2 separate regions of the Homo sapiens genome follow, and region 1 is linked to region 2. A link is an interaction called in ENCODE POLR2A ChIA-PET data of the cell type or tissue named here. Cell type or tissue: endothelial cell of umbilical vein. All regions are shown on one strand. Each heading gives the region's core, and the rest is flanking DNA. Links, peaks and the distances in the headings are about the cores only. Region 1 overlaps MECOM (MDS1 and EVI1 complex locus). Region 2 overlaps MECOM (MDS1 and EVI1 complex locus).

Region 1 (8,341 bases), core at 70-8,069, 150 kb before region 2:
TAGCATATGGAAATGAATTTAATTGAACAAGGGTAAGGAGAAGGGGTTGAAGCTGGGTTTACAGAGCACTTTGCATAAGAATGAGAAAATGCCAACAGACTTCATCAAATAATTGGAAGAGGAGTGTGGAGAATGTTGAAGATTATGGGTTAGCTTGGGAAGACTTTCCTAGCCATGGTTAGGTAACACCACCCATACTTCTACACTATAATTTTGTTTAGCCATTAATGATATCTCATACATACACTTTGATTTTTTCCCCAATTAGCCATGTAGCTTTAAAAACCATAACATTTTGAAATAGTTCATCCTGACCAACAACTCAGGATATTCAACCATAATCTTTGTTTCCTAAACCAGAAGGGTAGATAAATAAGAACAATAGATTACGCTTTTGGAAAACCAGATCCTGTTCCTGGCACTGTCACTAATTAACTGGGAAATTCTGAACAAGTCTTTTCATCTCTCTGGGAATCTATTTCCTCATCTGTAAAATTACTGAATGCAGAGAGCCCCCAGGGTCCTTTCCAGCTTATATTCTATGAGTCCATCAATCTCTATGTGATTGTGGAAGTAAATTCCTTGAAAGAGCCACAAGTATAGCTGCTTTGTACCATAATCAGCAAAGTCCTGTCTGCATATAAACTCAAGAAAAGCGATTGAAGGCTGATGAAGATATCATTTTTAGTTTGTGTTATGAAGCTGGCTTGGATAGGAATTAGAACATGGAAAGCAATAAAGTTTTGAATTGTACTGAAAACTTACTATGTGCCAGACTGACACTCTCTTACGCATTTTACATCATTATCTTATTTAATGTCACCGTAAAACCTACTGCATAAATAGGTAACAGTCCCATTTGACAGATTTTAAAAACTAAGGCTCAGAGAGTTTATGTGTCTCACTTCATTAAAACCAGTCTTCTTGAGCCCAAGCATAATATCATAATATTCTCATATTATTCTATTTCAAGGTTATTTGGTTACTGTTTTTTTTTGTTTTTTTTTTTTAATGGAGTCTCACTCTGTCACCCAAGCTGGAGTGCAGTGATGCAATCTCGGTTCACTGCAGCCTCCACCTCTCCCGGATTCAAGAAATTCTCTGCCTCAGTCTCCCAAGTAGCTGGGATTACAGGCACCTGCCACCACGCCCAGCTAATTTTTTCTCATGTATTTTTAGTGGAGACAGGGTTTCACCATCTTGGCCAAGCTGGTCTTGAACTCCTGACCTCATGCTCCACCCACCTCGGCCTCCCAAAGTGCTGGGATTACAGGTGTGAGCCACTGTGCCTGTCCTATTTCAAGGTTATTCTAATAGTTCCATCGCTCCCACCATTTACAGTACCCAAACTATCAAATGACAAATAAACTCATTAAAATTTGACAATAACTAATATGTTTCTTTCCTTTCCAAAAGAAGGCTACTCACTTCTTGGCTTCACTTTGCTCCTCTCTATAAGGTTGGTTCAACCAACTCCAGGTAATTCTCTAACTTAAGATTTACACACATATTATATCAACATTAAAGGCTAACTTGTTAAAGCTTCATGAAAATTTAGAGAAAAGCCAGTCATCATTGATTATCTTACCAGTTCACAAAAACATTTTTTGTAATTTATTATTACTGTAATAGAACATTTGTTATTATTTCAATCAACTTCTAAGTGGGACCTGTAAGGAAAGTAAAAATCGAAATAAAACTACAACAAAATGTACTCTTGACATGTTGGCAGTCTTCTCAAGAAGGGCTTGCTACTTATATCTTAAACACCTCAAACTAATTGTAAAATACTTCCTCACACATAATCCAAAATAATAACTTCTGAGGATATTTCTACTTAGGATTTTAATCCAAAATTAGGAGAGGAAAGAAATACCTGTCTATCTATCCATATGGAAACATTTACCTATCTATATTCCACAGATGCACTGACAAGGAATTCAGGCATTAGGAGAGTCTTTATATTGTTATATGTAATCAAATCACCAGTCATCAGACTCTTCTCCAAGGAATTCCACTTCTTGATGGTTATCCAGAATACTGTGACATTGACATGCAAAATCCAAGTTTGGATCCATCTACTTATTGGCCTCAGAAATTGATCATGTTTGGGAAAATTCCAAGATTTAGAGATCTGCACCAACAGTGTTAACAAAGAGCAGGATATAGTGTGATTTCCATTGCTGCAGTCATAGTCTGTGAAATGCCAATATTCTGCATATCTTCAAAGAACAGAATCTGTCTCCAAAAACTGTACAAAATAGCCCACTACAAAGGAAAATCCTTCAAGATCTTTGCTATTGAACGAGGACCAGAAATAAGAGGAAAACTTCCGAGAACAGTATAAAAATGACAGATATAAGAGGAGGCCAAGCATGCCATGAAATGAGACACTTTTTGCTGACAGATGAGCACCTTTGAACTCTAACCCAATAAAAGAATTAGCACTCCCAATGTATAATCAGTACAGCAAGCAAAATATGTCAACACATGATAGGCAGGATAATCAATCGACATGCGAGGTAGGAAACAGCCAGACTAAATAGCAACCCAGTCCCACTGAGCCAGACAGGCCTTCCTGCTCCTTCAATTTCTCATACCACAGGGACCAGGAATTAATATGCAGTAAAGGAAAACTTCTGGTAAGTAAAACAACAGAGCAAGAATGAAGAGTTCTCACTAAGAAGTGATTAGGATTCCCAAAACACGGTCTTGATGTCTTGATTTTTTTAGATGTGTTCTTTAAAGAACTTTCTCCTGTCAGATACTAAAAACTTTGAAATTATCAACCACAGTACTATTATTTATTCTCCTTTCCCATGAAGACTACAGAAATAGTAAAAAGAGCAGGCACTACGGACATAAACAGAGCTAGCTTTTAATCCTGGTTGGCTGTATGCTAACCACTGACCTCAAGCAAGTAACGTAAGCAGGCTGGGCCTCAGTTTTATATTCATCTGTTAAAAACAGAAGAATAACACTTTTTAAAAGGAGATTTGTGACAATTAAAAAAAAAACAGAATAGGTAAAGTGTCTTATTCAACACAGATTTGATATTGGCAATCCCAGTCTCCTCACAGCTAGCATGGTGTTTCCAACCCTGTGAGTGCTTAAGAAATGTGGAGATGCCACATATATTAAATAATAAACTCACAGACCACAACAGAGTAATGTAGTTTCAGACATGCTTAAGAAGGGGGGAAATTGGCCTAGGTTAGAATGCCCTATTTACCATAGCTCTGCAACAGTGAGAGAGTCACCTAACCTCTCTGGGTCACAGTCAACTCATTTATAAAGTTGAGCAAATAATATCTCACCAACCTAAGGCCCGAGCTGAGAAGAGCGACTCTCACAGTTCCTTTCAGCTTTAGATCACTCATTGCAAATTATCTGTTGCTAGTTTATCTTATCTTATGCTCTAACTTGATAAAATCGAATAGAAATTGCTTCAATTCCTAAATCTACATCCCTTCAGGAATTTGAAAATGATTACTTTGTCTTATTTTGCTTGTGTTTTCCATTTTCCCAAAGGAGAGTTACTAGTGTTCTCTGCTTAAAATCACTTAGCAACTCTGCAGCATTTTCATGGCGTGGTTTGAATGGTTTTTGATAGCAATTTGTTTTAAAATATTATCCTCAACCTATCTAGCCCCAAACCACAGGTGAGTACATTTTGTAACATTTTACACTCATGCCATCTATATTTCAAGATTCTGCCTGCTTTAAACAGAGTAGTTTTGTGTGATGCAGTACTTTATTTTTCACTTATTTTAAATACATTTGTTTTTCAAATAGACGCTTTGCAAGAATGACTTTCCAGCTATACATTTTGAAACCCTCATAACTGTACTCCCATGACTTTAGCAGCACTTCAAAGGGCAATTTTCTTCACTGACCATGGCAAATACTATTTGAATTAGCTAACAATTTTTCTTTGGATTCATGAGACAGAAGAGCATGCATCCATTGAAGCTAGGCTGATCATTATAATTTTAACACTACTGAGAGGATAGTAACCTAAAGTCAGAGAAAACGCAATATTGTGGGCTTTCCTAAACAACTGCTTAAACTTGTTTCTCTTTTCTGACAAGTGTGGATATAGACAAATTCAGATATTCTAGTATTTATCATTCACCAATACTATGGCTACAAAAATGAAATCTGAGGCCTAATTTGCCTTATAATTCAGAAACTGAGGAGCTTTCAGACAGCAACAATAAGTCATTTTTCACGTTTATTTTCCATGCACATAAAGACACACCACTCTGCCATCAACATATCAGGCGAAATCAAAAATGGCTTAGCACAAAAATTACCCAGAGAATGGCCATCAGAAAAACAGTTGTGACAAAGCAACTATGCTAAAATTGTACCTTAACTTGAATTATATTTGCATTCATTTGCTTCCTAATACTTTTGGAGAACTTTGTGGAGAAAAGACTGGGCTTTTTGTTCAGTAGTTTTTAAAATATCAAACGTTCTGTCCATCAGCTATCCCTTCTTGGATGTGACAATGTGATAGAATAAAGACCGACTTTTCTTTTGGAACCTCATTGACATGGCCTTTGGCAGCTTACAAGACCTGTCTTCACTTATTGTGTCCTTTGTACCCTGATGCCTTCTTATAAGGAAGGACAATAAGAGAGGCCTATGACAATATCTCAACTTTTCCCCCTGGAGACTGAGATTCCATGGTTTTTTGTGAAATCCAGCATGAGTAATACTTGTTATCAGAGAAGAAAAGCGCTAGACAAATAGGAAACATCATTTGACATTTCTCCTCCACATTTACAAAGTTAAGTGAGTTGTGGAACTGTGCCTAGGAGGGAATAAATATCTCATCACAAACTAGACTCAACCAGTCGTGCCCATTGACGCCTATCAAAACACAGCCGCCCTTTTCCTTTCATTCTGCTTGGATTATTTAGATTTCTCTAAATGTTTTCAATGAACTCAAAGACTAGTTATTTCAGGACAAAATAATTGACAATGCAAAACATTGTCATTATTTTATTATCTGCAGAGTTGTCCAACGGTTAGCAAAAATTAAAAGGACTTACCCATAGTCCACAAAAACATGAAATGCTTAGTCTTCTATTTAGATAGAATCAGGGATAGAAATGAATTGTAAGCATAGCTCCTGCCCATTTTCCACTACTGAATTTAGTAATCTTGTCTATCTCCATATGAATATATGCATATACATAGGTTTGTGTGTGTGTCTGTATATATGTATCACCATTCCATATGCTAACAAATGTGGAAAGGTCCTTTACTTTCTTAGGATGAAACTATTAAACTACATATAAATATCTGAAGACTTTAGTAAGAGAAACTGAGCCTTTCAATTTTCATTTTCCAAATGACACTATTGCCAGAAAAAAAAATGTTTGGCAAAACTCTTTGCTTTCTAAGCATTAAGAAAAAGAAGGTCATAAAACCGAAAGGAAAGATATTGCTCTCTAAAGAATCCAAATCCCAAACTAACCACAAGCAGGAATGTTTATAAAAGTACTTTCTTGAAACTCTCTCTGTTAGATATTTCATGCTATAGAAAAATCCTTCTGTAAAGAACATCAGTATATCATGGACTCAGCTTGCAGGTTAAAACCCAAGGATAGGCACTGCACTGTGAATTTCCCTCCTGACTGTATGAAGAAGCTGTAGAGGAGATGTATGCTTGGTTTCCTGACGTCCGCACTCTGAGAGGCTCCACTAATCCAAATTGCATATTGTGACTCCAGATGGCATTTCCAATATAAGAACAATGACTTCTGCAAAAGCACCAAAGAGCCCAAAAGTTGCAAGGCCAGGTGCCATCCACACCTTACATAAATATTTATGTTAAAGAATTTCTGACTGGGCGCAGTGGCTCATGCCTGTAATCCCGGCACTTTGGGAGGCCAAGGTGGGAAGATCTTTTGAGGCCAGGAGTTCCAGACCAGCCTGGCCGACATGGCGAGACATTGTCTCTACTAAAAATACAAAAAGTAGCCAGGCATGGTAGTGCATGCCTGTGATCCCAGCTACTCAGGAGGCCGAGGCAGGAGAATCGCTTGAACCCGGGAGGCAGAAGTTGCAGTGAGCTAAGATCAAGCCACTGCACTCCAGCCTGTGCGAAAGAGCAAGACTTTATATAAAAATAAAAATAAGGCTGGGCACGGTGGTTCATGACTGTAATCCCAGCACTTTGGGAGGCCAAGGCAGGTGGATCACCTGAGATCAGGGGTTCAAGACCAGCCTGACCAACATGGCAAAACCCCATCTCTACTACAGACACAAAAATTAGCCAGGCATGGTGGTAGGCACCTGTAATCCCAGCTACTTGGGAGGCTGAGGCGGGAAAATCACCTGAACCCAGGAGGCGGAGGTTGCAGTGAGCCAAGATTGCGCCACTGCACTCTAGCCTGGGCAACAGAGTGAGACTCTGTCTCAAAAAAAAAAAAAAGGAATAAATAAAAATTAAAAAGATAAAAATAAATTAATTAAAAGTTTTTTTTAAATTTATTTGGGTTATTTTTATTACAATGATCTTACTCTTGAAAATCCATGCTGTTTTCCATAAAAAGAAAGATGATGTTCCCTGCGTTTCTCATCTGGCTTCTGTGACACTCCTTTGGCAATTCTTGCGTATGCCATCAAAATCATACCAGACAAATGCTCCTGAAAGCTACGATCTATTGATTTTCATAGAAGGATTTTCCCCCTACAGCTGACAAGGAAAACAAGCATCTTCCAAAGAAAATTAAGGTAAATGCCAAAATGTCTCATCTCTTCCCAGTATGAATCCTTTAAAAATATTAATTATAATAATGTTTGACTTCAGAAGAAAGGCAAAAAGGAAAAATTTGAGTCAGGTGTGAAGAACATTAGGAATATTATGATCTAAATAATATAATATAACTGAAACATATAAGAACATCACTAATTTTCATTTGACTATAAACCAACCACTGGCTTTTCAAATGATTGGAACAATCTCTCAGTTTGGGTTACAGCTTTTCTCTTCAAAAGTTTAAACTGTTCAGTTCAGTGACTGTTGAATTTCAGCTCCTGAAATACTGTATACCATTGAGCACTTACTTTTGTGTTTTATTCATGGTCAAGATAACACCAGTGACTTTAACAACCCCTGCACTTTATTCAAATTGTTTTAGAAAATATATAAAAGCAGATTTCCTTTTAAAAACATAGTTAGGAGGATTCCTGGGCAAGATGGCCGAATAGAAACAGCTCTGATCTGCAGCTCCCAGTGAGACCAATGCAGAAGGCAGGTGATTTCTGCATTTCCAACTGAGGTACCCAGTTCATCTCACTGGGACTGGTTAGACAGTGGTTGCAGCCCACAGAGGGCGAGCCGAAGCAGGGTGAGGCATTGCCTCACCTGCAAAGCGCAAGGGGTTGGGGAACTCCATCCCTTAGCCAAGGGAAGCCATGAGGGACCGTGCCATGAGGGACTGTGATTTCTGGCCAAGACACTATGCTTTTCCCACAGTCTTTGCAACCCACAGACCAGGAGATTCCATCAGGTACCTACACCACAAGTGCCCTCGGTATCAAGCACAAACCTGGGGGGCCATTTGGGCAGACACCAAGCTAGCTGCTAGCTGCAGGAGTTTTTTTTTTGTTTTTTTTTTTATTTTTTTTTTTGTACCCAAGTGGCATCTGGAACTCCAGTGAGACAGAACCAAACACTACCCTGCAAAGGGGGCTGAAGCCAGGGAGCCAGGTGGTCTTGCTCAGTGGATCCCAACTCCATGGAGCATAGCAAGCTAAGATCCACTGGCTTGAAATTCTCACTGCCAACACAGCAGTCTAAAGACGACCTGGGATGCTCCAGCTTGGTTGGGGGAGGGATGTCTGCCATTACTGAGGCTTGAGTAGGTGGTTTTCCCTCACAGTGTAAACAAAGCCACCAGGAGGTTTCGATTGGGCACAGCCCACCTCAGTGCAGCAAGGCCACTGTAGTCAAACTGCCTCTCTAGATTCCTCCTCTCTGGGCAAGCCATCTCTGAAAGAAAGGCAGCAGCCCCAGTCAGGAGCTTATAGGTAAAACTTCCATCTTCCTGGAACAGAGAACCTGGGGGAAGGGGCGACTGTAAGTGCAGCTTCAGCAGACTTAAATGTTCCTGCCTGCCTGCTCTGAAGAGAGCAGTGGATCTCCCAGCACAGCACTCAAGATCTGCTAAGGGGCAGACTGCCTCCTCAAGTGGGTCCCAGACCCCCGTGCCTCCTGAGAGGGAGATATCTCCCATCAGGGGTCAACAGACAACTCATAAAGGACAGCTCCGGCTGGTATATGGTGGGTGCCCCCCTGGTATGAAGCTTCCAGAGGAAGGAG
Region 2 (8,341 bases), core at 125-8,124:
CTAGTGAAATGAAGTCATAAGCTGGTCATACAAATACATATTTTTCAATAACAGGATTTTTTAAAAGATTTTTTAAAATAATTCATACCTTTGTTGATTCCACTTGTGCCATTTGCAATTTAACATCAGAAAATAATCATTCCAAATGGTTCTCCCTGCTATGATTCACCACGGTGAATGATTCTGCCACTCACAGCAAATCAGAGAATGGTTTGGAATGGCTTATTTTCCTGCTCCAATAAACTATGACTAGGCATTCAGCAGATTTTTCTTTTGTTTCTTATTATTTTGCAGAGTCGAGAAAAATATGAAAAATAAAAGAAATAACTGAATGGCCCACTGCTTTCAAAACGTATTTAGTCTTGCTCACTTATGTCAAATCTATTATAATTCACCTCCATCCTGCTGTTTTTCTAGTGTTTTCCATATCATGGAACCCTCACCAGTAGACGCCCATTCTCTTTCGGACCCCAAGGCATGGCTTACCTTTTCCTATAAAACTCTAAGTGCTCACTGCCAAAATAGATGTGTGTGATAAAATTAAAGTATTTCACTGGCCTTTGGTTCTGGAAATAATTGGCACAAATCTCCTTTGTTGCATTAATTGTATATCATTGTTTATCCAGCGAGTATCTCAGCACCCACTTAGCCATCTGGGCCTCAGCCCAGAAAACTGACTTACATGAAATAACAATGAGGCCTTTTGACAGTTTTCAATACACTGCTTTAATAATTTTTTCAATTGTATACTTTTCCTGATTCAGGAGTCTAAAATCAGTAACTACAAAGAAACAGCTGCTACAATTCTCTTTATCCTCCTACTCTCATCCTTAAGATTCCAGGAATCATCGGTCAGAAGTATTCAACTTACCAATGCTTAAACCTTTGGGAAAAAAGCATCTAGATTCCCTCTCAACCCCAGACATCTAGAAAAAAACAATAATGAATGATGATAGACCCAGTCAGAGAGAACTATCTTCTCATCATTTTTCATGCTAATGTATAAAGTTACTGATATTCTACAATCCTCTGTCTTCTCAAAGCATCTACACACACACACACTATACACACACACGCGCACACACACACACACACACACAAGTATGCATACCCAGAATCTCCTAAGCTAGGACTGCCAACAACCCACTAGCAGGGGCGAAGTTTGGATGCCAAAAGACATTGTATTGTCAAAGCTAGAGTTACATGAGGTACACTTTGCATAGAAATAATGTTATAAATGAAGATCATATAAACTTGGTTTATCTATTTAATTTATATCACTTTTCATAGCCGGGCTCTATATTCTTGACTGGGTGAAGATATAAATGAACTAGTGGGCTCCAAACTGTCTTGGTCAAACAATACATTAAAAATTATCATGAGCATATTCATCATGTATGTGTGTGTGTATGTATTTACAAATTATATAGGTATTCTGCTGTGATGCAAACTCACAAAAAATAATACTAGGATAAGAAAGAAATAATATACATAGGCATTCTACTATACGTCTGTAAACTCCACACCTGCACACCTCCTGGGGTGTACACTTTCCATTTTGAAGCTCCAGTGATATACCATGTTCTGCCCTTTAACAGTTATTTGTTTGGTGGGTGAAAACAATATATCTGCCACTTTTATGCAGCATTTTATACTTCATAAAGCATTTCATACACATTATCTAAAATAGTCCTCACAAACACCTTCTCCTCATTTTATAGACTAGGAATTTAAGTAACGTAAGTGCCTAAGATCACCCAAATGGACTGTGGCTAAACTAGATTTGAAACCAGGGCGATACTACAGATATACGACAGATTAAATGGGTTTTTATGTGCCAGTCTGGAAACCACACCACCACTTACAATATTACTTCCAAGGGAAAATGCTTTCTGAGTTCTAATTAACTGACTTGTAAAGGAACTTTTCGAATATAGGTCATACATTCAGGACTAGATGTATTACATATTTTCAAATAAATGTTTTTTTCATACAGGATAATCTGAAACTTTTATTATACCACTAATGCCAAAAAGTAAATCATATAAACATAAAAGCCCTACCAAGCAGTGCTGAGATGCCCATGTTCTATAAGACAGTCACCCAATGCTCAGGGCAGCATTTCTACCTTTACTTGTATAACCAATTTCATGTCCCGAAATTAATGAACCACATTCCCTTATAAGTGTTTAAGAATCAGTAAAATTTTATTTATAATTATTAAGCTTGTAAGTGTTATGCTTTAGCTCTGGAAAATTATCTTTTTCTTTTAAAGCCAAAAAGTTGCAAATGCAAGAAAGAAAATGCCTGTAATGAATGGTGCTTTGGGTCAGAAAGGTGACTAGAGAAACCAAAGTATTTTTGTTTTCCCTCTGCCAAAGGTGACTTAGATACTTAGACTTATGCTGGACTCCCTTGAGTCTTCTTGAACCCTGCTTTCTTAGATTGCCAGCATTGATTAAGTAATATTTTTACTTTTAATATTTAACAATGCATTTTACTTTATAAAAAATTTATATCCCCTTTGGCCCATAACCTGACTTCTGTGAACTTAATCTAAGAAAATAATATAAAATTATCAAAACATTTTAGACAGAAAGTATTTCTTCATAATGTTACTTACAAATTGAAAATTTAAAAGCAACTTGAATGTTTAACAATAAATGACAGAAATACTCAATGATATAGCATACTTCTGTTTAAAATGATGGCTACAAAAGCCATACAGAAGCATCAAAAAATAAATTTAGATATATTAATTGATAAAAGCAGGATATAGACCATGTGTGCATTATACTTACAATGACAATAATATCATAGGAAAAAAACAGACTAGCAGCAAATGGGCCTAAATGAATCAATGTTTTGGTTAAAGATAGTAGAATTTTGGGTGACTTTTTTTTCTATATTTTCTAATTTTCTCTGAGGTGGGTATTTTTATAACTAAAAAGAGGTTTCTACAAACGGCATCTGATGATTTATAAGGAATTTCTACAAATCAATAAGAAAAATATAAATATCTCTAATCAAAACTAGGGAAATATGAACAAACAATTCAGAAAAGGAAATCCAAATGGTAATAAAATGAAAAGAGGTTCAATCTTCTCTAGTAATCAGAAAAATTTTAATTAAATTAAAATAATAAAATATAATTCCATGTCATAATATTAACAAAAATTTAAAAGTTTTATAATTTTCGATGTAAGGGTATATGAATATTGGAGCTTTCATACACAGTAAGTAAGAGTAAAAATTTGTACAATCACTTTGGAGACTAACCTGGTAACATCTAATAAAGCACATAAGAGTCACAACAATGTTCATTGTGACATTATTGATAATAGTAAAAAGTTTAAAATGACATGCATTTCTAGCAATAGGGAAATAGATAAATAAATCATGATATTTTCATATGATGAAATATTATAAAGCAATAAAAATGAAAGAATTTGACCTATATGGAACATCACAGATAAATCACAAAAGCATACTGTTGATAAGGGAAAGAAGATCAGGATAATATAAACAGTTGGTCCCATTTAAATAAAGTTTTAAAGCATACAAAACAATGCTATTTTATAACTACATATGTTATAGCAGTAGTGTAAAAATATGCATGGGATAGCTAAACACCAAATTCACGATAATGACAACTTTGGAAAGGAAGAAAAACAAATGGGATTCGGGGTTGTGAATCCAGAGGACCTAAGTTCTAATCTGTAATGTAAAACACACACCACACACAGGCACGCACACTTAATCCATCTGAAGCAAGATTAGCAAAGGATTATTAAAGACAACTGAATGCGTATTTGCAGATACATAGGTGTCCATTATTTAGTCTTTTTTTCTTAATATTTAACATAAAACATTGTAAAGAAACAATGAGCACCTAGGCTGGGCATGTGTGCTCACACCTGTAATCCTAGCACTTTGGGAGGCCTAAGAGGGCAGATCACTTGAGACCAGGAGTTCAAGACCAGTCTGGCCAACATGGTGAAATCCCATCTCTACTAAAAATACAAAAATTAGCCCGGCATGGTGGTGTGTGCCTATAGTCCCAGCTACTTGGGAGGCTGAGGCAGGAGAATCGCTTGAACCTGGGAGGTGGAGGTTGCAGTGAGCCGAGATTGCTCCACTGCACTCCAGCCTGGGTGACAGAGCAATACTCAAAAAAAAAAAAAAAAAAAAAAAGGAAAGAAAGAAAGAAAAAAAAAAGATAGAAAAAGAAACAATGAGCACCTAAAACATTCTTTATTGGAAACAATAAAATTCTCTTGCAAGGGTCCAGAATCTTATCTCTAAACAAAATAAACAGAGTGCTCTCAATGAAATAAACAGTGGTTAGAACTGAGATAGATTCATAGAGGATGATCTAGGTAAGTAAAGTCGTTTGCAGTCTCTCCGGTCCTGCTTCTACTTGCTGTGAGGTGTGGCATGTTAGAAATGTTGTTTCTGCCTTCATATTTGGCTGGGGAAGTGGGGCAGGGAGACAACCCAAAAAAGATTGCAGCGTATTATGGTGGAGGGGCTCACCCTCAAAAAACTCCGACGCCGCAGTTTAAAGTGCTTCAGCTACGTGTATTGATGTTTAATTGTGTAGCAACATGAATTTGGTGTCTTAACCTTTCCGCCTCCTGGAAGATATTGAGTTATCCAACCCACAAAACCCTGGAGACTCTCAAGGCTTCCCAAAACCCCAAACTCTCCAGAAAGGAGCCATGCTTGGAAGGACTAGTGAATTTCATGTCTGTGAAAAGCCATCTTCAACAGTCTGGGGGGCTGCTTATCACATAGAAATGCTGGTAGGGGGCTGGGTGCAGTGGCTCATGCCTGTAATCCCAGCACTTTGGGAGGCCAAGGCGGGTAGATCACCTGAGGTCAAGAGTTCAAGACCAGCCTGGCCAACATAGTGAAACCCCATCTCTACTAAAAATACAAAAAAATTAGCCAGGCGTGGTGGCAGGCACCTATAATCCCAGCTACTTGGGAGGCTGAGGCAGGAGAATTGCTTGAACCCAGGAGGTGGAGGTTGCACTGAGCCAAGACCATGCCATTGCACTCCAGCCTGGGTGACAAGAAAAAAGCTCCATCTCAAAAAAAAAAAAAAAAAAAATGCTGATAAGGAAGAAGAGATGATTGCTTTGAAAGGGGTCACATTCTAAGTCTGTTCTTGGAGGCAATGATTATTCTTTTGTTCCAGCAGAGGGTGCACCCTGGCAGACAAGTCAGAATCCTATGGTAATTGGCATGCAAAGAGACATCACCAGCAGACTGCTCTGCCCTGGAGAACAGGCATGGGGGTGAGCAGGTTCATAAAACCAACTCCACCTTCTCAGGCCAACACTACCACCATGTACAACTGTAACTGGCCTGCGCCATCTCCAAAAACTAAAGCAGCAGGTTTATTCATTGAAACTTAAATCCACATAATAGAAAACTTTGATATTGACATATCCCATGTTTTGATCTACTATTCCCTTGAAAACATCTTTTGTGAACAAATATCCCAAAACAGTCAAGCCCAACCAGCCTGAAATGTGTGTTGTTTGACCTTTTGGCCATCTAGTCTGCATCTGGAGGTAAATTTGGAAAGTGGAGCAAATCTACTGAAAGATTGACCCTCCTCCTTCCTGAATATCCCGGAAGCTTTTTGGAATTCAACTTGCAAGTCATGCTTCATTCGAGGAACTTGATTATAATAGTTCCGGTGTGAAGGGTGCTGGACAGGACACTACGCGGACATCAGGCATAGCGATTCACACATTCCTCTACAAAGAGCTTCAGGTGTTTTTAGAACAAAATGAAAGAAAATGAAGCTGAGTCAGTTCTCAAAACTGTCCTCCTGTCATAAGATTCACCAGAATTACTCACAGTTATCACAGTCATTCTCAGAAATGTCAAGTGTAGGTGCTCTTCCGGGCCTTCAGAATGGTTCTTCCTCTCTCAGTCTCCTCCCTCTATTTGGAATGGCCCAGAAAAACAGTACACTGACCAAGAGCCCCATCTAAAATCAATTGTTTGCTTAAAAATGGCTACCATAATATATAGTGGTTACCAAAGTGTGTCTTATCAAAGATGATTATTTTATAAGAAAGACAGATCTTTTCAATAAAGGGAATAACTAACAGCATTAGAAAAAAATTGAAGAAAAGGTGTAGAGTAAATTGCAATAATCTTGACCATGGGGTAATTAATATTTTTTTAAAAAGAAAAAACTTATTTCAATCACTAAGACGACTCAAACATACAAGACATCTACTTGTATTCAAAAGACTAAATGTCACATATATGAACCAGCCAAGACTCACCATCTGAGAGTTAAACATTATAAAAAGAAAAGTCTTAAGCTTAATTCTCCTAGTCTATGCCTGCTTCAAATTAACATAATAAAGAATCAGAATATAGGAAAAAAGTAGTAAAAGCCCTGTTAAAGAAAAACAATGCACATATGCTTATTGGGATGTAAAATACAAATAATCTATATATGAAATAAATATATTTCCAAATCAAATAAGCTATAGATGTGATAAAATATTTCCAAATTTTATCATATATTTAAATCCAGGTTTCCACAGCAGGTCTTAGGTTAGTCAAATAGAGTTTACTATAATTCAAGTGCCCCCCCAAAAAATACTTTAGCAAGAGCTACTTATATAAAAAATGGTATTGCCCATGCAAGTCCAATGAAACAAGTTTCCTGTTTGAAATATCAAATTTAATTACCAAAATCTCCATTTTTTTCCTCTGAACACTAAAAGGTTTCATGTAATGAGGTTCAATTTAAAGAACTCTCTTCACTACATGATTTCATCTCACTTAAAAACCATAGCGCTTCAGGTGTCCAAACAAATGCTGCAAACTAAACCTGGACACACATACTCACAGAGCCTTCCCCAATCCCAGGAGAAATTTATACATGAAGATCCTTCTGTTTAGCCAGGTGAACTCTGCTAGAAATTCATATTAAAGAGAACTTTGAAGAAGGATGGTACAGGAGAACAGGTGCAGCAAAGGCACCATGTATTGAGCATCTTTTATGCGCCTCTCATTTTAAGTGTTTCATCTCATACAATCCTTACAGCCACCCCTGAGGTACACACAATTGCCCCCAGTGGACAAAAGAAGAAAGGAAAGCTCAGTGTGGCTGAGTGTGCTGCCCAAGGTTACACAGTGGGGAGGGGTGTCCAGGGTCTGAACTCCACGAGGGGAGAACTACCTTCCAATTCCGAACCCTGTGCCTAGCAAGCACCAGGGGCAGGGGAGGCATTTGATAAATGTTTGTTGAATTGAATATGACTGTAAGGCCTATCTACTTTGGAGCATCCTGGAGAATGGTGTCAGAAAGCCCAAATGCAATGTGAGGGATAACAAGGAGGGGTAGTCCACGCAGTCTAGGGTGAACCAAGTAACTTCACCCGGGCTTTCCTCGGATCCACTGCCCCCTCCTCACTCACTGTCTTCTCACCATTATCTCTGTCCAGCTCTGGACATCTGTCTGGGTTTGCTCTCTCAAGGTTGCTGCCAGCCTTGGCTGGACCTAAGGCTGCTTATCCTTCACCTCACTTTTCAAGGGAGCTGGTAACCATAAAAATACTGCCCAGCCATGGCTTCCATCCTTTAGCTATTTGGGATTACCCAGGCCCTGAGACTTCCCAGCTTCCCACTGACAATGTTGTTTCAAAGTCCCAGGACTTTGCAGGAAATCTCTGGGAATGGAGCTCCAGAAAAATCTGGGTGGTCAGGCTTGTGTTGCTTTCATAGATGGGTTTTAGTGAGAGAGTTTGAATCTGCCTAGAGTGTACACCTCAAGTAGTTATTAGAAATATCTGTTAGTAGTTTGTGTTCTCCAACAGGGGCATATGAGGGAGTCAGGGAGGTTTGGCAGCCCCTAGCATGCACACCACTGGTAACCTGGTGGATCAGTTAGTTTTCACACTCCTTTAAAGAACTATGTGAGACTGGGTAATTTATAAAGAAAAAAGGTTTAATCAACTCACAGTTCTGTGTGGCTGGGGAGGCCTCAGGAAACTTACAATTGTGGTGGAAGGCGAAGGGGAAACAAGGACCTTCTTCACATGGAGGCAGGAGAGAGAAAGAGCAATGAGAGGAACTGCCAAATACTTGTAAACCATCAGATCTTGTGAGAACTCACTCACTATCACAAGAACAGCATGGAGGAAACCACCCCCATGAGCCAACCACCTCCCACCAGGCTCCTCCCTCGACAAGTAGGGATTACAATTTGAGTTGAGATTTAAGTGGGGACACAGAGCCAAACCATATCACCTGGGGAAGAGTTTTAAGAGACTAATACATGAAGACTGTGGAAAGAGGTACC

The links. Peaks named below come from ENCODE experiments on the same cell type or tissue, not always from the same donor. Only the 100,000 strongest peaks of a DNase experiment are listed, where the experiment ranks them.
Region 1: POLR2A ChIA-PET joins it to region 2 with 9 read pairs; 2 of 35 experiments call an interaction of 5 or more read pairs at or near these places.

The regions. Positions count from the first base shown.
Region 1 is chr3:169,405,852-169,414,192 of GRCh38, forward strand. All of the region lies in intron 1 of MECOM (MDS1 and EVI1 complex locus), which reads right to left. Among named protein-coding and RNA genes, the nearest start is that of MECOM-AS1, 38 kb to the right of the region's middle. In endothelial cell of umbilical vein, for the core only: no CTCF peak of the experiment used is centred there; a DNase peak (open chromatin) is centred at 4,770.
Region 2 is chr3:169,557,969-169,566,309 of GRCh38, forward strand. The region is part of intron 1 of MECOM (MDS1 and EVI1 complex locus); the gene reads right to left. Among named protein-coding and RNA genes, the nearest start is that of MECOM, 100 kb to the right of the region's middle. RefSeq lists enhancers at 5,429-6,628, 5,792-5,841, 5,902-5,961. In endothelial cell of umbilical vein, for the core only: no CTCF peak of the experiment used is centred there; a DNase peak (open chromatin) is centred at 623; H3K27ac peaks cover 415 bases.